2 separate regions of the Homo sapiens genome follow, and region 2 is linked to region 1. Evidence: read pairs that join two places in POLR2A ChIA-PET (ENCODE). Cell type or tissue: Panc1. All regions are shown on one strand. Each heading gives the region's core, and the rest is flanking DNA. Links, peaks and the distances in the headings are about the cores only.

The links. ChIA-PET counts read pairs that join two places held together with the same protein. Peaks named below come from ENCODE experiments on the same cell type or tissue, not always from the same donor. Only the 100,000 strongest peaks of a DNase experiment are listed, where the experiment ranks them.
Region 2: POLR2A ChIA-PET joins it to region 1 with 5 read pairs; 2 of 35 experiments call an interaction of 5 or more read pairs at or near these places.

Annotation. Positions count from the first base shown.
Region 1 is chr3:172,464,303-172,476,088 of GRCh38, reverse strand. No RefSeq gene overlaps it. Among named protein-coding and RNA genes, the nearest start is that of GHSR, 22 kb to the right of the region's middle. RefSeq lists a silencer at 8,564-8,764. In Panc1, for the core only: no CTCF peak of the experiment used is centred there; no DNase peak of the experiment used is centred there; H3K4me3 peaks cover 333 bases; H3K27me3 peaks cover 331 bases.
Region 2 is chr3:172,089,795-172,101,580 of GRCh38, reverse strand. All of the region lies in intron 1 of FNDC3B (fibronectin type III domain containing 3B), which reads right to left. Among named protein-coding and RNA genes, the nearest start is that of FNDC3B, 56 kb to the right of the region's middle. In Panc1, for the core only: a CTCF peak has its summit at 6,167; no DNase peak of the experiment used is centred there; H3K27ac peaks cover 3,386 bases.

The DNA of each region.
Region 1 (11,786 bases), core at 4,568-9,567:
CTTGAACCTGGGAGGCAGAGGCTTCAGTGAGCTGAGATCGTGCCATTGCACTCTAGCCTGGGCAACAAGAGCAAAACTCTGTTTAAAAAAAAAAAATCATGTGGAAGAGGAGGAGGAGCCGTCTATTGAACTCTTTCTCTGCTATAGTTAGTTGTTGGCATGCTCCCTCAATTCCCAAAACACCTTGTGTGGCCCTGTGACATGGGGACAGAGATAAGAAACTGAGGTCACAGAATTATTATAGTCAGTGAAAAGTCTTGGCCTTAGGTTTGTCTCAAGTGTTAAACTACTACTGGGATGGAATATGTCCAAACCGAAAAAGGGGTTAGGTGAGATGAGCGTTTCTATGTAATTCTGGGGGAAAAAAATAAAAAACCACAGTGTTAGCCTAAGCTCTACTCACACGAATACAAACATAATCTGCTTCTGAGACACTTGCGCCCCTAAATCAAAACCGAAGTCCCTTAATATTCTCTCTTCGCATGTTCTCACTTATATGTGGGAGCTAAATGATGAGAACTCATGGACATAAAGAAGGGAACCACAGACATGGAGGCCTACTCAAGGGTAGAGGGTGGGAGGAGAGAGAGGAGCAGAAAAAATGACTATTAGATACTAGGCTTAGTACCTGGGTGATGAAATAATCTGTATAACAAACCCCCATGACACAAGTTTATCTATGTAACAAACCTGCACATGTACCCCTGAACCTAAAATAAAAGTTTAAAAAAAAGAAAAGAGAAAAAAAGAAGACAAAAGAAAAAAGACAGTTTAGTGTAACATATTAGCATAAATTTGGCATCAGATCTGTGTTAGAAACCCATTTCACTGCTTAAAATCTGAGTAATTTGGGGAAAACATCTCTGAGCCTCCATTTCTTCCCTTATAAAATGAGAATATTATCTACTTCTAGCATTAAAAGAGTTAACTGAGTTAACATATGTCACCAAATTTATATCAGGGCCTTGTGGCCTGGTCTCAGTCTCCATGTGATATTCAGATGAATACAATCTAATATCTGAAAGTAAACAAAAGTGATTTCAATCTTCATACTCATGTCTCTTAGACTATGATGTGGGAATGAATGCCGAACCCACAACATCTCTTAAAATTTTTTTCTGGTTCCTTTGCTCTGTCTCTCATTCCATATCTCTCCCAAAGTGTTGCTCCCATTCCCAAAACAAAACTTCCTTGAAAACCTGAACTTATTTTCCTCCTTGCTCACCCTTTTCTTCCAATCTCTGTTTTTTCTTCTCTCTATTGAGGAGAATTTGACCACATACTCATTTCCAATTATATTTCTTTCTGAACTTGACTCTGTTTCTGCATCACAAAAGCCTGCAAAGGGATTAGAAAGGGTGAGGGGGAAATGAGACCTAAACATTACTGACAGAATTTTCTTAAAATTAACTATCATTTTTTACAATGGACTTTGGGGACTCGGGGAGGGGAAAGGATGGGAAGGGGGTGAGGGGTAAAAGACTACAAATTGAGTTCAGTGTATACTGCTCAGGTGATGGGTGCACCAAAATCTCAAAAGTCACTACTAAAGAACTTACTCATGGAACCAAATACCACCTGTTACCCCAAAACCTATGAAAATAAAAATAGTTTTCAAAAATTTAGTATCATTTTTAACATAATCGGCCTACACATGCAAAGCTACTTGCTGTGGCCTGATACAAGAGCAAGTATGAAAATAAATAGATAATGTTTTATTTCCTGTTATATTATTGACTTGTAAATTTTCAATACTCTTTCCTCACTCAGTAAGCTACCTCCAGAAATATTTGTATCCTCCTCCAACCCCACACTGCCCATCAGGTTATGTTAGGAGCTTTTTTCTATAAAATAATATTTCTTCATGAAGACAGTAGTGCTGGAAAAAAATATGGACCAGAAACCAAACAGGGGGAATCCTGGGTAAGTCAATAATTTGTCCTCAATGGCGACCTATTGGCCTTTTGGACAAGCTATTCCTGGTCACGTAGGGCTGTCCTTCTCAAACTCCTGACCTCAAGCAATCTGCCCGCCTTGGCCTCCCATGAGTGCTGGGATTACAGGTGTGAACCACCGCTTCCAGCCTTGGGCTGTCCTTTGCATTGCAAGATGTTTAGCATCCTTAGCTCTGAGGTTCTATGTGGCTGTAGCTATTTTTTACTCAGATGACTCTATTCACTAGCAGTGGGCTTTTGTCCATCATTTCCACTTGCCTAAGGGAGTAATTTAAGGATTTCTTTCTATACATAACATGTTGTTCTTTGGGAAGTTTCTGATTTTAATGACTGCCCTTTTTCTTTTTTATATATAAAATTAAGATTTATTTACTTTAATTATTTATTTGCACTAAAGGACTAGATTTTTTCTTAATAACAATAAGATCATAGTTTATATTGACAATTTAAAACATAATCTTGGAAGCGATGGCTAGATTTAGAGATGTTTGTGAAAAGCCCTCCCATACAAAGCTTATTGTATCCACTCAACACATAATCAGATCCTGCAGTATTTAGACATTAATTTTTATCATTAAGTAAACATTTGAGATTCAGATAACTTTGTTTTACTCATTTATTCGCATCTTCTCTCATTTTACTCTTTCTTTTTGTCACAGGTTTATCATATTCCTATCTTTTACCCTGCATAAACAAATTGTCCCTGTTTTTTTTTTTTTGAGATGGAGTCTCACTCTGTCACCCATGCTGGAGTGCAGTGGCACGATCTCGAATCACTGTAACCTCCGCCTTCCGGGTTCAAGTGATTCTCCTGCCTCAGCCTCCCGAGTAAGTGGGACTACAGCCACCTGCCACCACACCTGGGCTGCAAGTGCATGCCTCTACGTTCAACACTTTTTTTTTTTTCTAGAAACAGGGTCTCATTTCGTTGCCCAGATTTGTCTCGAACTCCTGGCTTTAAGCAATCCTCCCACCTCAGCCTCCTAAAGTGTAGGGATTACAGGCATGAGCCAACATGCCCACCAGTCATTTGTTTTAAATATTACTTTTTTTGGTAGACCAATTTAAGTCTGTAATTTTCTCTAAGTATTATTCTGTTTATCATACATTTTTGACATATAATACTTGTATTTTCAATGAGTCCTAAATTTTATATAACCTAACTTGTTATTTACTCTTGAAACTAAGGATTGACAAGGCACGGTGGCTCACGCCTGTAATCCCAGCACTTTGGGAGGCCGAGACGAGCGGATCACGAGGTCAGGAGTTCGAGACTAGCCTGGCCAATATGGTGAAATCCCGTCTCTACTAAAAATACAAGAAATTAGCTGCGTATGGTGGTGTGTACCTGTAGTCCCAGACACTCAGGAGGCTGAGGCAGGAGAATCACTTGAACCCGGAAGGCAGAGGTTGCAGTGAGCCAAGATCACGCCACTGCACTCTGGCCTGGGCAACAGAGCGAGACTCCGTCTAAAAAATAAAAAATTAAAAAAAAAAAGAAAGAAAGAAAAGGAAAATAAACTAAGGGTTATATGGGAAATTTTTTAAATTAGGAAACATGAAAATTTTAAATGACCCTTTTGCTACTGACTTCTAAATTCATTGCACTGAAGGCAGAAAACAAATTTGCTGTTATGTTAAATGTTTCAAATTTATTCATGTCTCTTGTAGGCTGGTATATGGTTAAATTTTGTGAATGCTTAAAAACTTTAAAAGTATGTGTATGAATTTCACTTCAATTAAAAAAAGAACTGTATGTATTAATTATGCTTTCTTGATCTCTTATTTCTTTAACCAGTATATAACTATCTTGTTTGCCCTTAACATTTTCTTTTGTGTGATAAGATTGATGCCTCAGATTTCTTTTGTTTCACGTTTTCCTGTTACATTTTTTTCTATTCTCTATTTTCAGCTACTCTTTATATCCCTTTCTTAATGTTTCTTATAAATTATATATTGCTGAAGCTTGTTTTGCTATTAATCTGAGAATCTCTACTTTTGATTAATGAGTTTCACCCATTTATATTTATTGTAACCACTGTAATACTGGGACTTATTTATGTATCTCTATTCTTTGCTTTCTTTTTACCATGCTTTGTTTTGTTTCTTTTTGCATTCTCTGAACTTCCACTGGATAGTTTAAATTTTTTTCTTTTTGAGAGAAGAGCTCATTCTGTCACTCAGGCTGGAGGGCAGTGGCACAATCTTGGTTTGCTGCAACCTTCACCTCCCAAGCTCAAGCAATTCTCTCACCTCAGCCTCCCAAGTAGCTGAGACTGCAGGTGTTTTTAAGTTTTTTTTCTTTTTTTTGTGTGTGTGTGGAGATAATTTCTCACTTTATTGCCCAGGCTGGTTTCAAACTCCTGGGCTCAAGCGATCCTCCCTCCTTGGTCTCCCAAAGTGCTGGGATTACAGGCATGCACCATCATACCCAGCCTAAATTCATTTCTAGTACTTTTAGAGTTGTAAATTCTATTTTTAAAATGTCTAGTGGTTAGCGCTAACTTATAAGACTAGTAGTTATGTTTATTTCTCAACCTGTTTAAATGTTATTAATCTCTGAATCTGACCCACCTATCCCCAAATAGTTAAGAATTTTAGGAAGAATTTCTTAATTCCCATTGTACCATCTCTATATTGCTGTTGATACCATTTGGAGTTTTAGTACTAGATTATACTTTAATTTTGTTATTACTGTTTTTGGGCCCTTGTTTATTTAGATTTTAATACATTTTAATAAATTATTCATTTTGCCAGCCTGGACAATGGATTTCTCCAGCCAGATTCCTGTCCTGATCTTATACTCTTGTTTGGTTTGGCACTGCTGATATCTTGTCCTGCAGTAGTGGGGGAAAGAAAATGATCCGTCCTTCATCTGTGATCCCTGGTGCCCTCCTGTTCCAGGCCACATTCTTGGATGCTGTTCCTCCACTTCAGACCCCAGCAACTTTCCTTCATTGTAAGAATTTTTCACATTCTTATGTTGATTTCTGAACATGACTGATATTTATGTTCTCTGTATCATAGACAGCAAGTCAGGAGGGAGGGTCAGATGACCTTTGATAGTGCCGTCTTAATTGCTAGTAATTGCTAGGAATCCTCTTTTATGTTTTAAGTGTTTTATGTTCTTCACAGAATTATTGGTAGAATCAAAGAAATAATATATGTGAGAGTTTTTAAAACCTACATTACATAAATGTTCACTGTGTATTATTCATAGTGAATGGTGAATGTATTATTGAGGAGTACTTTTTTTTCCTGTAGAGCTTTGAATGGGCAAGGAACTTGGAGATAAGAAAAGCAGTAACTAGCTTATTATGGCAATTTTGTAGTACTTTCAGTGACATATTTTGAGGTGAGTGACATATTCATGACAGGGATATTAGAGAAAGCCTAGTCACTTCCTCCCTTCTCTATTTAAAATTTTCATTTAAATTTTTTGAACACAATAGACAAGAGAATACGATGCATAATGGATGTGGACTAATGGAAGAGTCAAAAGTCTATATGAGTTCATCTTCCTCTCCCATGTAATACTGACACAAACTTCAAAAAGAAAATTAGTATAAACATTACTTGTATTTGGAGGTGAATATTGACTTCATTAGGAAGATTATACCTAAGTCCTCTCTTTCATTATTCTGCTAATCCTTTCCAGAAGAAGCTTTCCTTAAAAAAATATAGGGCAAGAGAATTGATACTTTTACATAATCTTGGTAAGAATGAATTATTCTTTTTAACTCTAAAAGTTCACAATTTTTTGTGCCATTCTGCAGAATGTTTCACTTAAAAACTAAACTAAATAAATATAAAAATATACCATATTTTCTTTAATTTTCCATGAATTACCACTAAAAGAAATGTTGACAATTTGTCATTCCTTGGGATATTATAGAGACAAAGATTTTCTGTATTCTTTATACTAATGTGATAATAATTATTATTATCATTCTTTGTAGTAATTCAATAAAAAGTTATAATCACCACATTTGGAAGGCTCTAAAATGTGTCCAAACAAAAGAGAATAAAAACAAGAATTTTATTTTTAATGATACAAGAGGGAAAAAAACAGAGCATCCAAGGTTTTTGTGTGCGTGTGTGTGTGTGTTTGTTTTGTTTTTGTTTTTGTTTTTTTTAGTTTAAGTTCTAGAATACATGTGCAGAACGTACAGGTTTGTTACATAGGTATACATGTGCCGTGGTGGTTTGCGGCACCTATCAACCTATCACCCAGGTTTTAAGCCCCGCATGCATTAGTTATTTGTCTGAGCATCAGAGGTTTTTTTGTTTTTTTGGGTTTTTTTTTTGAGATGGAGTCTCTCTCTGTCACCCAGGCTGGAGTGCAGTGGCACAATCTCAGCTCACTGCAACCTCCACCTCCTGGGTTCAAGTGATTTCCCTGCCTCAGCTGGGATTACAGGCATGCGCCACCATGCCCAGGTAATTTTTTTAGTAGAGACAATGTTTCACCATATTGGCCAGGCTGGTCTTGAATTCCTGACCTCAAGTGATCTGCCCACCTTGGCCTCCCAAAGTGCTGGGGTTACAGGTGTAAGCCACCACACCTGGCTGCATCAGAGGTTTTTAAACAAACTTTGAATATTTTCCACATGTGAAGATGAAGTGATAAGGGCAAAATTGTTTTCTGTAAAACTGGTTCTCATGTTTTGCTTTGATAATTAAAGAATCCTAAATTAAATAACAACAAACTGCCTGAAAATCTGATAACAAAAACTCAAAATTATCTTGTGATAATTTTTCTAAATTTATTAGAAGGTCTGATGATCTTACTACAATCCCTGGTGCCAATTTTAAAGTGATTGATTTAGTAGACTGTAATATAAAGTATAGGCAAATTCTAATTTGCCTGAGGTGTATAAAACATTCTGACTTATTCATTAGGCTTGCCTAATATTTTAAGACGATATCCATGCAGTCTTCATAGAGTCCATAAAATAATTTACCAGTACACAGTCTATATATACTACCTCAGAGAGAGATCAGTGCAGCAGAAACATCATGCTGTTTCTTTTCCTTTTTCTTTTCTTTTTTTTTTTTTTTGAGACTGAGTCTCGCTCTGTCGCCCAGGCTGGAGTGCAGTGGCGCGATTTCGGCTCACGGCAAGCTCCTCCTCCCGGGTTCACGCCTTTCTCCTGCCTCAGCCTCCCGAGTATCTGGGACTACAGGCGCCCGCCAACACGCCTGTTTCTTCTTAACCTGTATAGACAAGTGAGGAACCCAGATGCAATTTGCCCACAGCAACTTATCAGTGAATGTTCCAGTTGGTAGGGTTCCAGTGGCATTGAACAGAACATTGAACTCAGTTGGCGTAGAAAGATAGCATAAAAAGCCTAAGGTAACATGATTCTGGGCTTAGTTAAGTCATTGGCACCTGCCCATCATTTAGGACCCAGGTTCTCTTCATTCTTCTGCTGTGCTTTGCTCATCATGTTAGCTTTTGACTCTGGCTTGCAGGATGGCTGCAGCAGCTTCAAGTACTTTACAACAGAAAAAATCTCTCTTGTATCCCCTTTTAAGACAGAAAAACTCTCCCCTAGTCACTGTTCAGAATTCTAGACATGCCCATTCTTAAATCATTCACTGGTAGGGAAAATAGAATTTCTATGTTGGACTTAGATTAATGAAGATTATCCTCCCTAGAGCTAGGGGAAGGTTCAGTCTTTTCTAAAGTATGCAGTATCCTGATAGCTGAACAAAATCAAGGTTCTGATTGCAGGAAAGACGAGTGGACAGAATGGCTGCAGGATAGGTGGTCACTAATGTCTGCTATGTTGAGTCAGAGGAAGAGCCTAAAAAGAATTGGTTCCAAAAGCAGGGCTGGGGCGGCCGGGAGCAGTGACTCACACCTGTAATCCCAGCACTTTGGGGAGCCGAGGGGGGCGGATCACGAGGTCAGGAGATTAAGACCATCCTGGCTAACCCGGTGAAACCCCGTCTCTACTAAAAAATACAAAAAATCAGCCGGGCGTCGTGGTGGGCGCCGGTAGTCTCAGCTACTCGGGAGGCTGAGGCAGGAGAACGGCGTGAACCTGGGAGGAGGAGCTTGCAGTGAGCCGAAATCGCGCCACTGCACTCCAGCCTGGGCGACAGAGTGAGACTCTGTCTCAAAAAAAAAAAAAAAAAAAAAAATGCAGGGCTGGGGCTTCCAGGGTATTTATTCTGGGGTAAGAGCATGAATATTAAAAAATAACTGGGCAATGCTATTCCCTTTTTCCTGATTTGAAATGGCAGCCTCAACACCTGACGATTTTTCAGGGAAGGGTAAAATACCATGATGATGTCTCTTAAAAGAAACAAGAAATTCCCTACATGGAGGTACCAGTGGTTTGGTATATTTGTAACTAAAATAAATTTGGGGAGATATAAAATTGAATCAATTAGGACACTTTCAGCTTCAGTTCACAGAAACCTCATTTCTGATGGGGTTACACAGTAAGAAAAGAGATCCTTCACGGGAAGTCCAAAGGCAGGGCATGATCCATGGTTGGTCGATTTGGCTCTTTCCATCTTTTGGTTCTACCTTCCTTAGTTAAGCTTCATCCTCAGGCTGGTGGCTGTAGTGATTTCAGATATCACACAGCCATTCCAGGCAGTGGCCAGGGGCAGACCAGCAGCTGCTTATTAAGAGTGGGAGGAATTTTCCCAGATGTCCTCAGTATACCTCCTCTCCATACTGGCCAGAGGTGAGTCATAGTTCATTCTTGAGTCAATCACTGACAGGAAGATTGGCTTAGTAAACATCTAGGGTGTGAGAATTCTTATTGTAGGTTTGTTTTCACTGTGATTGGAAAAACCAATTTTCTCTTACCTCTGTAATTCTAGCTAATCTAAGCTAATCTAAATCAGAGGTCAGCAAACAAATCTGACTCATCACAAGTTTTGGTAAGTAAAGTTTTATTGGAACACAGCTGCATCCAATGAGGTTTTAGGCAGGGGAATGTCTGGATTAGATTTGTATTTCCCAAAGATCACTGGCTGCAGGTGGCAAATAGATTGTGGAACAACAGTGGACAGAGAGAGATCAGTCCCTTGGGTATTGTAGCAGTTCTAGTGGGGGATTTGGAGGCATTGGTGGTAGAGATGGTGAAAAGTAACTAGAACCCTATGTGAACTGACTGGCTTTCCATGAAACATTTAAACTACCTTCAAGAAGCTTATAATGTAATAGAAGAGGTGACTCACAAGTATAAAATCACAGAAACAGTGTATAATTGGGAAATAAACTGAAAAGTTCTAACTCTGAGCACTACAGGAATTGAAAGCAGGAAATGTTTCAGGACTCCAGGGGTTAGGTCTTGGGTGGAGAAGCCAGAGGCAAGAGGTGGTGTGACGGTTAATACTGTTTCTTTTATTATTATTATTATTATTATTTTCTCATTTTATTTTATTTATTTTTTTATTATTATTACACTTTAAGTTTTAGGGTACATGTGCACAACGTGCAGGTTTGTTACATATGTATACATGTGCCATGTTGGTGTGCTGCACCCATTAACTCGTCATTTAGCATTAGGTATGTTTATTGCGGCACTATTCACAATAGCAAAGACTTGGAACCAACCCAAATGTCCAACAGTGATGGACTGGATTAAGAAAATGTGGCATATATACACCATGGAATACTATGCAGCCGTAAAAAATGATGAGTTCGTGTCCTTTGTAGGGACATGGATGAAGCTGGAAACCATCATTCTCAGCAAACTATTGCAAGGACAAAAAACCAAACACTGCATGTTCTCACTCACAGGTGGGAATTGAACAATGAGAACACATGGACACAGGAAGGGAACATCACACACCGGGGACTGTTGTGGGGTGGGGGGAGCGGGGAGGGATAGCATTAGGAGATATACCCAATGCTAAATGATGGGTTAATACTAAGTTTGAACTTGATTGGATTGAAGGATGCAAAGTATTGTTCCTGGGTGTGTCTGTGAGGGTGCTGCCAAAGGAGATTAACATTTGAGTCAGTGGACTGGGAGAGGCAGACCCACCTTCAATGTAGGGTGGGGTGGGGGGCACCATCTAATCAACTGTCAGGGGGGCTTGAATAAAGCAGGCAGAAAAAGGTGGGAGAAGCCAACTTGCTGAGTCTTCCACCTTCATCTTTCTCCCGTGGTGGATGCTTTCTGCCCTCGAACATCAGACTCCCAGTTCTTCAGCTTTTGGACTCTTGGACTTACACCAGTGGTTTGCCAGGGGCTCTTGGGCCTTTGACCACAGACCGAAGGCTGCACTGTCGGCTTCCCTACTTTTGAGGTTTTGGGATTTGGACTGGCTTCCTTGCTGCTCAGCTTGCAGACGACCTATTGTGGCACTTTACCTTGTGATCATGTGAGTCAATACTCTTTAATAAGCTCCCCTTCATATACACATCTATCCTATTAGTTCTGTCCCTCAGAGAACCCACCCTGACTAATACGGGGGGCAAGAGGCAGAACAGTGAAGGAAGGGACCTATAGAGCAGAGATGGTTCAATGGGAGGGAGGGACAAATATTGCTACATAGGCAAGGTAAGGCCCAATTATGAGAACTCTGGAAGGCCAGAGTTTAAAAGACTTGATGTGAGATTAAACAAGGAGCTATTACAAATGTTTATACTGCCTGAGAAGGATAGAGATGAAAGCAAGATTTAAAGAAGTCTAGTTCTGCCAGATTTTTGTGGTTAATTAGACCAAGAAGAACTTGCTGCCCTCATGGTTGTTGAATGAGGGACTGGACTTAGAAATGGAGATAAGAGGTGGTTATTAGGAACATCCAACAGGTTAAAAATAATGAATTTGCTTTGGACATACAATGAGCTTGAAATGATGATGAATTATCCAGTAATAAATGTGCAGAGGCAATATAAACTGGATGATTTTATTTGCATCTCTCTGTACTGTTTCCAATCCCGTGTTGTCTTCTCTTAATAGCCCTCCAAAAAGGAATGTTTCATGATTTGTACAAAGGAAAATTCTGGACTCTAAAGAACTTGGTAAGACTTTACAGAATGAAATATTTTGATAAATCATCTCAATCTTATATTAAATATTACTTTCACGCAATAAAATTTAATTGCTTAGTCATAGATTTGCTTGCATTTTTTACCAGTTTTGATAAGCAACTATTGATATTTAGAAAATCTAACAATAGTAATTATAAGAGCTGTAAACAGAGTCCTATTTTAGTGATCTTGCTTAGATAAAAAATAATTTATAATATTTAACTTTCCTTAAAACTAATATATATTGCAATCTTTAGCAAAATAATCTTGAGATATATTGGACATTTTTGTAAATAAAGCATACATGCATGTCCTGTTTGCGAGTTTTTTACTGGTTTATTAATGACCCACCTCCATTGTGCCTTTTTGTCAGAGATGAAAGTATGTTTTATCTCTTTATCCTCCTACCCCTCAACTCTGCTGAAATAAACTACCACCAACATGCCAATATAGTATTTCACGGAAAAATCTCAAATTTCAAAGATCCAAACACATTACAAATGACAAACACCAAAAGAACAATATCTTTGCTACAGAGATTAGCTTCAGAGAGGACAACAACTGTTGAAGGCATCTGCTAAGTGGGAGTTTTAATTCAATGGAATTTGTTGTAACTCTATCAGCAAAGCTCAATTGCTGTGCACCATCTGTTGAGGCTTTGAAACTGCCTTGCTTATATAGAACCGGATGTAACAATCATACCCATTATAGTAGAATACTATTTTTTACTAAATTTTCGTCTTTCCATTTATTTCCCGATGCTTTCGGAGTCCTTAGAAGACGAATTGGCAAGAAAAAACATAATCTCAAGAGTCAAAGGGACA
Region 2 (11,786 bases), core at 2,619-7,618, 370 kb after region 1:
CCCTTTAATAATAACAATATTCCAAAAGAAGGACCTAGCTGAAAGGTACCTTATAAAATAACATCAAACAAAAGAACTTGAAAAAAGGTAATCAACCATTGTGTTAACCAGATATTTACTGTGTACCCACTTTGTGGTGGCACTGTGCTAGAATTCTAGGGTTCTAGAAATAAAGGCATAAGGTTAAATAGCATTACAATGAAATGTTATACTCAGTTAACTAAAAACGAATCTGCATTGGACACTTCTGACGAAATACCACACAAAGTCAACAGACCTCCATGCTCTACGAAACCTTTCATCTGAGATAAGCCCCAATGTCTAAATTTGGTTTCCCAGCTGTGGCCTCTTTTCTAGACTTTGAAATCTGACAGGTGTTACAGAAGGTGAATTTGTCTTCAAAACATACCCCATGCCTTAACCTTCATTTCTGATCAGCCAGGAGGATACTAAAATTTTTTGTTTAATCAGCTCGTATAGAATTCAATCATGTTTATTTTACACACTCAGTTTTGTTTAACTGAACCGATGTTATGAAACATTCATTATAAGGAAAAGAATCTGTACCATTAAACATCACTGACAGTTCCTCCTATTTATACTTAAATATATATTTCAAAGATTTCTGACATAAGCAATTGTAGATATTGGTTCAAATATTTTTTCAAAAAATTATCTGATTCTCACTCCTGCATGGTTGGGGGGATGGAAATCAGTAAGAACACTGTCTGATACATTGAAAATCAGTTTAGAACTGTTTTTTATTAACTAAAGGCAAGTTATTTCTTGAGAAATATTACATTTAATGACATTCTCATAAGCAGCTTTGTTTTTCACTTAATGTGACCGAACATAAAGCAAATACCAGGTGTTACTTAGAGCTCAGAAGAGACCGAAACAGAAATTTCACATGAAATGACAACAGTTAACAAACAAACAAATTAGCAGGTGCAAAGACATACTGTGTAAGGGAATATCTATTTACTATTTCAGATTAGCTCATTATGATAAAATTTTAATATAAAGTATGTATATAGTCATATTACTAATTCAGATAAACATTTTGAAAACATAAAAATGCAAAATTCTCTAGAAAAATATTTTCTCTCGACAGAAAACTGTCGCACACCAGAGAATTAAGGAGATTTGTTTTATTTAATAGATAAGAATGATAATTGGTATATATATGGCTTATACGCAAATAGGTGAATTTCAGTGTTTGAAAGCATGGTGCTTGCCTATATTCTAAACACTGCCTGTGAACAATGACATTAATTTATACTAATACAATTTGTTAAGAAAAAGTAAGCAGCTACATCCATTCATTTAAGAAATACCTATTTAGTTTCTCCTCTGTGCAAGACACTCTTCTGTGCTGAAGTTACACAAATTCTAAATTTAAGGAATTCATTAACGGGTTTTAAAATTTTTCCAGAAAAATCTTTTTAAATTTCAGCTTTGGTATAAAAGGCATGTTCTCCAATTCAATTTTAGTACTTCTCCTTATATGAACACAAAAGACACACACAAAATATTTTTCAGTTAATGTCACCAATAAACTCAAAGAAGCAGAATGAAAAACACAAGTAACATTTTAGGATTATTAATGGTTTTGATGTCATGAACCCCCAAGAGGGTCTTAGGAGTACCCAAGGGTCTCCCAGACGACACTTTGAGAGTTGTTGCTCCACACAAGCAAGTTATACGTAAAAACATAAAAAAAACAGATTGCTGTCCCTCCTTTATACTTTCTATTATACAACTAGAGTTCACCTGACAGGGTCTAAAGGAAGAACAAATTAATCCAAATTAAGAGGTATTCTAATTCTACCACAGATGTCTCTCTCCAGGACTTTATGCCACACTCATTAGAGAACATTTGTGAGGCAAATTCATTTGGTAAATCATGAGAGCAGAAAAGCAGGCTGGAGGGCTAAGAAAACTGATGTTGGGGGCCAGGTACTTCCTGCTGGGGCTGTCAGCAGAGTACAGGAGAGGTGGAGACTTGACACCCATAAATCCAGGCCTGTTAGATGGGGATCCCCGTGCAATCTCTCCTGTAATCAGACTCATGCCCCAGATTCAAAGCAAATGATCAAACACTAAGGAAGTAACGACAAATAATATTGTGTTGCCATTCTTAAGGAAGAATCATATCTGCTCTGATCTCTAGACCTTCATTTACTGCTCAATGAGCCCATTTTAAGTCCCGCCATGATTTGATCTAGTATTTTCTAGGGTCATTCATTTATTTATGTCTTTCATCAAAGAACCCAAAAGAAGTCTTCCAAAGCATAAAGAGAACTTTTAAAATGAGAACCTCAAGTTTCAAATATAGACAAAGGAATTAGTAGGACATTGAAATTCAGTTCCTAGAGCAACAAATTAGCAAAATCAAAATATGCCACAGCTAATTGATTTGCATTCAACAAACAGATGAGAGACTTCCCTTTCATTTTTAAAAATAGATTTAACAAGCATATTAATTTTCCACTGGCCGCTATAAATAAATGGAACTCCAAAATATCTTTCTTTGCGAAGGCGTTTGCTCTAGCCAGTCACTGTTAGCCTGACCCTGAGTGGAATGTGTATTTACATTGCCGAGAGGCAGCATTGTGTGCTGGTGGGAAACCACTTCTCACAAACCTCCCATTCAACCGAGGACTCCACAATAGGTACTCACACAGGAAGCACGCCTTGCAAAGAGCACCTCTGCCATTCCAGAAAGAATTTTCCAAGGCAGCAAGGATGGTGGACCACTATAAATGCCATGTTCACAGGCCCTAACTGCCTACACTTCAGGGTCAACAAAGCCAGTGTTGTTCACAACCATTCCCCCGAGTTCTTCCCAAGGTGAAGGGGAAACTCAACAATTCCATTTCATTTTTCTAGATAATCTCTCAGGGTATTGCTTTGTTTTTCTTTAAAAAAAAAATACTAAGCCATAATTGTTTTTCTCAAATATTCTGGAAAGTACTCCCAAGAATCTACTGCTTTTTCAAAGCCAACTGAAAGGTGTTAACATTGAATGTGCAATTTTTAAAAAATCAAAACTTCAAATATTACTTCATAACTCCACTGATTCCTTAAATACCGATTCCTTAAATACCTTAAATACCGACCACTGTGTTTAACTGCAAAGCCAAAAAATTATTTTAACTCCTCAACTAGAAAAGCATGTACTGTCAGTAGTATCATGTTAACAATGACTTCTGTACAGGTACATGCAGGAAATCAAGACAATGGTGACTGCTTACACATGCCATCAAATCAACTGGTGAATGAAAAATGAAATTAATAAATAGATTTTGGCAATTCAATACTAAACTACTAGCCTCAGGGTTTGGCTTTTTCCTCCATACTTGAGCATGTAAGGAAGTACAACCTGGTTCTTTAAAAAAATGTGTTGATTAAATTCTCAATACCCCAACTTCCCAACCTGTACAAGAAAAGAGGCAGCTGCTTCCAACAGTGTTATCTTACGGCCATTAAATAAGTTAATAATATTGGGCAAAGGGCAACTCTTCTGGCTTATTTTTCTCATTTCTTAAAAAAAAAAAAAAATTTCTTGCAGCTCCAGCTCAAAGGATTATTTCTCAAATTAAAGGACTGAATTCCATGACCAATGCCCCTGCCAGTTCTACTAATCTATCAATTTGGGTATAATAATAAAGAATATCACAAGTAATACATACATCTCAAGGATTTACTGGAAGTCTACTTAAGGCAGCTGCTGTAAAATAAAAGATATGTGTATCCATGCCCATCATAAATAATACCATTTACTAGTGTCAGGAAGTTGCTTTTACAACATAGAAAAAGTAAACCAGACTATGAGGAAGTGTTCACAATAGAATGCTTAGTGCAATTTACACAGTCAGATTATATATGTATACACAATTTTTTAAAAGACTGAAATGAAATAGAACCAAAATGTTAATGCTTAACTTATGGATAATAGAATAACGAATAAGTTGTATTTTTCTTTTGAACTTGCTATATTTTTTAAAATATTCTACAATGAGCATCTATAATTTGTATAATGATATAAGTTAACTTTTTTAAGAAAACATAATTCAATTTACTTTGCACCATGTGATTGTTTAAATTTTTGTGAGGAAATACTTTCAAACCACCACATACAAAGAGACCTAAAGAATACAGGTTTTATCCAAGTCTCACAGAACTAATCGTCACCATTCTACTCTGGCTGTGGGACACAACAATGGAAGAACATCTGTGGTTAAGTAATAGATTTGGTAACATTTACAAAACCAGCCCTAAGGTCATGTTTGCTGAGTAATCCTTAGATTAGGCATGCTCACTAGGACCAACCCAAACAGCTAAAAAAGAGGGGTGGGGGAAGCAGGTTCCACAGCCTTACTTTTTTTAGATAACAAGTGCTCCATAAAATCCTCTTCCAACTGCCAAAATAAATCAAACTTTCTGGGTGGAGAACTCGCTGTCAATCAAATGGGAATCAGCAAAGATAAACCTAATAATAGAATCTGTTACATACTTACTTAGCTGTACTAACTATGCTAGTCTCTAACTAGCACAAAAGACTTCAAAAGCTCTTGCTTGAAAAGTACAGGGTGGGGTCAGAGATTTCCTTAGGAGCTGGCAAGCCTCATTCTTTAACAGTGGAAAAGTAACTACCCACTCTTATCTTTATGGGTTCTTTCCAGCCCACCCGCCCTCATCCCATACCTTTTAAAAATATTTGGCCCGTATTTTTATTCCCACATTCCTATGCGTTATAGCGTATAATACATGTTCACTCTAGAAATCTGAAAATACAGAAAAGCAAGAAGAAAGTTTAATTGTTCATAATCTCACCACTCAAAAATAGCCACTGTTAAAATGATGATGTATTTCCTCTCAATCTTGCTTTTCTATTTGAAATTTACAGTAAGGGGCTACAGATTATAATCAATCTGCCTATTTTTTTATTTTTGATACATAACAGTGATACTCATTACTTTAAAAAATAAGCAAGCTGGTTCCTAAATCACATTTTACTTCAGAGAAGATGGTGAAATTCTCCTCTAGGGTCCTGGACTCTGGCAGAAAGATGGCAATAAACCAGAAAAACAGATGATACAACAGGTATGTCCACTGTGCACTCAGAGGCACAATTTCTTTTTATATGATATTAGGCTACAATGACAAAATGCTTTTAGATTGTGTGCACATATTTTAAATAGAATTATTTAAATCCATTATGAAGACTGGATTCCATGAATTAATAAAAATGCAATTCCTTGTTTCTACGTTTATAGGTATGCAAGTTTCTGAAAGTTAAAGGGTGCATTTTCTATCTTCTGAGAGCTACAGGATGTTTTATGTTAACTGTCTGTAGCACCTATTTCACAACTATAAACCTATCCCAACCAATAATCAGAATGAATGTATGTACCAGGAACCAGGTTCAATGGCACTTTGCCCCAGAATACTTAATTAACCCTGAGCATCTAGGTTGTATTGTTACCAGTAAAATTCACAGAGAACCAAACTGGCAATATGTACGATGTGGCTTAAGATATTTTAGAACAATGTATGAAAACATACATCACAGTATGAAACAGTGAAAACTTGGAAGGTATTTTATCCATACAATGCAAAACTCTACAGCCAATTTTAAATGCTGTAGAAATCAATCTGCTAACATAGGAAGGTGTTCACAACACATTGTTTGTAGGGGGAAATAACAGGTTAACAAGGAAGTGCACGCTGTGATACTCTGTGCAAAACTAGGCTTTTTGTTTGTTTGTTTGTTTGTTTGTTTTTTTAACAAAGAAAAGAGTCTAGAAGAACATACACCAAAGTGTTCATAGTGATTTTGATAAAGTAGGTAGAAAGAAGAATCTTTTGATGTATCAATGCTCCAAGACTTTTTTAATGATGCTTGTGTTAGGAGAGGGGAAAAATAGTACACAGAACAAAGAGCATCTTAAGGGCAATCTGATCACATCTGTGCCAAATAATCTAACGGAAAAATGTGAAACAGATCATGGATATCTGGTCAAGGGTAATCCTATTAAACAAAACCCCTCTCTATGAGTACCCGATATGGGTCACTGGCTGCGACAATCTCTCTTCTAAAGCTGTGCTATAGCTCTCAGAAAAAGGTGTGAGCTGTTCTAGGCCCTTCACTTTGGGCCCAGTGGCGCCAATGGGCAGTGGTGGTGGGGACTGTGAATCTCCTAGAAGCTATTTTCAGTTTCAGAATATACCACAGAATCCCAAGTCTGAAAAAGAACTTTGAGAAGTTCAGCTCTGACTCAGGCTTGTACTGTATCTAAACATCCCTAGTAGATCAGAGGCTTCAAAATATCAAAACTTGGTATTTTTTTATTACACTATATCCTTCAGCTAATTATCCCAGGATTTCCTCTCTCAAACAGTTGGTAAAAATACATTTACTTTGAACAACAGGATGATAGGAATAGATAAGGTCAGAATTAGACAGAACTGTGTCTGAGTCAATGAAAAACAAAAATTGCCGAGTATTTTAAAATCACCATTACTGAAGAGAGTATTCCTTTGATGAAGTCTGTTACCTCTGACTCTTCCTTTCCATTACCACCACCAGCAGCAACACCCTAGTTCAGGAACTAGTCAAGTCACTACTAGATTCTGAAAAAGTACAGGACCCATTTACTCTGCCTACTGTCCCTGTCATGTCCCTTCTGTCCACTCTACCCTGCACATGCAGACCATGTAATTTAGTTCTGGAACCTCACTTCCACTAAGCCACTACACACCCGCTCACAGACCAGTGATTCTTCAAGCAGAAGCACCCATAAGAGATGGGGAACAGAGGACTTAGCACTGTGAGGGGAGTCATTCTACAACACTAACCATTCAGGTTAGAGTTTCTCCAGATATGTGCAGGAACTATCAGCAACAGAATTAAGCGGGGTGCTTGTTTAAAAACGCAGATTCCTCACAGATATTCACAGCAGCATTACTTAAATAACTCAAAAAGGAGAAACCATCCAACAGAAGAATGGACACACAAAAATGTATCCATTTTATGGACGCATAGCTTAAATGTATCCATTTTATGGATACATTCCTTAAAAAGGAATAAAATACTGATACATGCTACAGCATAGATGAGCCCTGAAAATATTATGCAAAGTAGAAAAGGCCAGTTAGAGAAGGCCACATAATGTACGATTCCCTTTATATGAAATGTCCAGAATAGGCAAATGTAGACAGAAAGTAGACTGGTGGTTGCTTGGGGCTGGGGTTGACGGTGGGAAGCAACTGCCAACGGCTATGAGGTTTCTTTTAGAAGGGACAAAAATGTTCTAGAATTTGCTAGTGGTGGTGGTTACACAATGCCGATGTTCTAGAATTTGCTAGTGGTGGTGGTTACACAATGCCGATGTTCTAGAATTTGCTAGTGGTGGTGGTTACACAATGCCGATGTTCTAGAATTTGCTAGTGGTGGTGGTTACACAATGCCGATGTTCTAGAATTTGCTAGTGGTGGTGGTTACACAATGCCGATGTTCTAGAATTTGCTAGTGGTGGTGGTTACACAATGCCGATGTTCTAGAATTTGCTAGTGGTGGTGGTTGCATAACGACATGAATATGCTAAAAATATTAAATTTTACACCTTAAATGCATGAGCTGTATGACATGTGAAATATATCTCAATACAGCTGTTTAAAAATCCAGAGTCCTCAGTTCTCACTTAGATCTACTAAACCAGAATCTCTGAAGGGAGGCCTAGATATCCTCCCTTTGAACAGAAAGAGCAGGCAGTGTGTATTCTCACGAAATTCTCCAGAAGATTCCTTAGTACACTAAAGTTAGCACTGCCTTTGATCTTTTTCTGAACCTTAAAGGCTATACCAGTGTATTTCCTTCCAGGTGCAGTGACTCACACCAGTAATCCCAGCACTTTGGGAGGTTGAAGAGGGAGGACAGCCTGAGGCCAGGAGTTCGAGACCACCCTGGGCGACACAGTAAGAGACCCACTCTCTAAAATATTTAAAAATTAGATGGGGCCGGGCGCGGTGACTCACGCCTGTAATCCCAGCATTTTGGGAGGCCAAGGCGGGCGGATCACGAGGTCAGGAGATCGAGACCATCCTGGCTAACACGATGAAACCCCTTCTCTACTAAAAATACAAAAAATTAGCCGGGTGCGGTGGCGGGCGCCTGTAGTCCCAGCTACTCGGGAGGCTGAGGCAGGAGAATGGCGTGAACCCGGGAGGCGGAGCTTGCAGTGAGCCAAGATAGTGCCACTGCACTCCAGCCTGGGTGACAGAGCAAGACTCCGTCTCAAAAAAAAAAAAAAAATTAGCTGGGTGGGGTGGGGATACTGAGGTGGGAGGATCAGGAGGTCAAGGACCCAGGAGTTTAAGGGGTAGTAAGCTATGATTATGCCCCTGCACTTCACCCTGAGCAACAGAGCGACAATCCTGTCTCTAAAAAAAGATTCTGGCCAGGTGCAGTGGCTCATGCCTGTAATCCCAGCACTTTGGGAGGCCAAGGTGGGAGGATCGCTTGAGCCCAGTAGTTCAAGACCAGCCTGGACAACATAGAAAGATGCCATCTCTACAAAAAATAAAAAAGTAGCCAGGTGTGGTGGTGCACACCTGTAGTCTCAGCTCACAATCTCAGCTACTCAGGAGACTGAGGTGGGAGAATCACTTGAGCCCAGGAGGCAGAGGTTGCAGTGAGCCATTATCATGCCACTGCGCTCCGGCCTGGGCAACAGAGTGAGACACTGTATAAACAAAACAAAAAAATCTAATGTATTTCCTACTCTGCCCTACACAACCCTCCCATGTGAACAGTGTCCTGATACTGGGGAGCAAGAGACCGCTGCTGAGCTTTTGCTCTTGCTATTCTCTCCTCCTCTTTTCCAGGACACCCACAGTTCTGTCCAGGTCGTGCTACTTAAAGCTACATCAAAATTACTACGGTTCACAGTAACCTCTACAGAGAATCCTTAGGGTCTTCCTATCCTCATGCATGAAAGGAGGGTGATGGACTGGGTAATGACTAGACTTTCTCCCATACCTGAAATTATGAGCCTCTCTGAGAGATACTCAAAAAAGACTCCAGGCAAACAGCCTTTCCTCCATTCAGTCCACGTTTTACATCCACATAATAATGTGTATTGAGCAATTTTCTCCCCCACTTAATAATGTGTGGGGAAGCTAAATAAATTAAGGAAGAATCTTTTTGTTAAGGCTCAGAAAATGTATACCTAACACAAGGTAGAGTCCAGCATATGACAGGGGCTCAGGCATTTGATGAACTCCTTAACTGATAGCCAAAAAGTCAATCGTTTAGCTTGAATCTCTTCCTGGATCTCCAGGTTTGCTGAGGAGTCCATACAGAGCTTTTGCATGGAGAGACCTGTCATTCTGTGCTGCTCTGTTTGACATAGGAGGTTTGCTGTTCTTCTACTCCAAGATGATATTATCAACCACTATCATAAACACTTGAAATGTGCATTGTTTTTTCTATCAGTAATGATGGCTTTATGACAGCATTTGAGAGAAACTTAAGGTTAGAGGTGCCATGCATGGTCATGAAATGAACACAGAAAACTGACTCATCTTATAGTCAAATTTACAACCCTATTTGAGGCAATCTAAAGCCATCTGTTACAGCACTCCCCTACCCCCTCACCTCCCTAACACACACACACACACACACACACACACACACACACCCCAGTAAAGTCAGGGCACTGTGAGTAATATTACTAGAAGCTACACAATTTTGACCATTTCTCTTTAGTGACTACTCTTGTCAAGATGACTAAATACAAATTCCACATGAAAATGTGTGTTAAGAGGTATTTCCTACAAATAAAAGCCAACTTTTGAAGATAATTTTTGCACCATATTTAACAGATATGAATACGTATTCTTATATGTTTAGCAACTGCAGTGACAAAGTTACTTCCTAAAGCTAAAATTAAGATGCTCCAAAGCAAATATACACAAACATGCATGCATGCATACACACATACACAAACGCACACACACTTTTCAGAACACTAGGAAACTACAAAGTGCTTGATACTACAATGCTCATCTCTAAATCTATTTTTAAAATTCTGACTTCTGTAATTTCTAATCATATTTTTTCATACATCTGCAAATTAAGGGAAAATATCTACCTTTTCTTCCATATGTACTGCCTCTATTCACATTTTAAAATTACATAGATAGAGCAAAACCTTGGTAATTCAACTTAATTGAAGAAAAAAGGCCCATCTAAATGTATGAAAAGAAGCATTTGCAACAAGAAATTTAAAGGCAGCTAAAACTTTCAACAGCACTGACAGGTGGAAATCCTCTGTACTTAACAGATAAGACATACTTGTATCTATAACAGTTACTTAAAAAATATTTTCCCAAATACTTCAGAAGAGTTTTATTATATTCTACTCCTTCCCTCCACTTCCCCAAGCCCGTCCTTGTTTTACTTATTTCCTAAACTCTTCATAGGCAATGAAGAAATTACTGGGATGAAAAGTAGTTATATAGGTTCAGTATTCCTCACCTGAAATGCTTGGGACCCTAGGTGTTTCAGATTTCAGATCTGAATTTTCAGATTTTGGAATATCTGCATATACATAATACAAAGTATCATATACAGGTATCTTGGGGATGGGACCCAAGTCTAAACATGAAATTTCTGTTTCACATACACCCTTATACACATAACCTGAAGATAATTTTATACAATATTTTAAATAATATTATACATGAAACAAAGTTTTGGCTGCAACCAGTCACACAAGGTTGGGTGTGGAATTTTCCACTGTGGCATCCTGTTGGCACTCAAAAAGTTTCAGATTTTGGAGCATTTTGGATTTTCAAATTGCAGATACTCAATCTGTATTATCTTCAGTACCCGGATCACACAAGGTAAAGAATAATTTAGTTTTGTGAGCTGGATCCTAAGTAACAGGAAAAAACTGAAAGGGTGCCATTTCAGTTCATTTTCACAACCCTATCCCACTCCATGAGCAAGGAAAGTGATTAAGAATACTGCTCTGGAGAAGCAGGAAACTTGGATTATTCTGTTCTCACCAAGAACTATTTCTGTGTTCCTAAGCACAAGTCCTTCTCCAGCTCCCTGTTTGTTTGTTTGTTTGTTTGTTTGTTTATTTTTGGTCACAGCCCTAGGTTTCCTCTCACATGCCCACTCCAATTGACTTTGGTACCTGCCTAGAGTGCAGAGTTGAGAAAGATTCACTGCCCCCGCTCAGTGATAATTAGAGATGGCTGTCAAGGTCATGGGATTAAGGAGCTAGGAGATGTGCATCACATATTTGCCATCCACTGGTTAGAAAAAAGCACCAAGGACCTGCCTGCTCAAGTTTTCTCAGTAACAACAGTAGCAGAAAAAAGGAGGCACGTTTGAAGTTGGACGAGTTGTAGAGAAAAAGACAAAGTCTCTGGCTTCCACTTCTAATTCACTCAACATTTCAGAGATAATATTAATATCTGGAAATTCGGAATAGACTAATTTTAAAAATTTTAAAGCAGTATCTAACAATTTACATATCAGGATTAAACACAACTGTTCAACTCATATAACAGCCATCACAACTGACAGATATCACACCCAAAACACTGATACAAATGAATTATATATGTCGAAATCATATTTGTCATTAACGTTGTAAAAAGTTGAGATGGCCGACCTGGGAATTCATTCCCTCAGTTGTTCAAACATTTACTCGGTATCTTATGCAGCCGGCACGGTGCAGACCCTAGATACATAGTTTTCCACT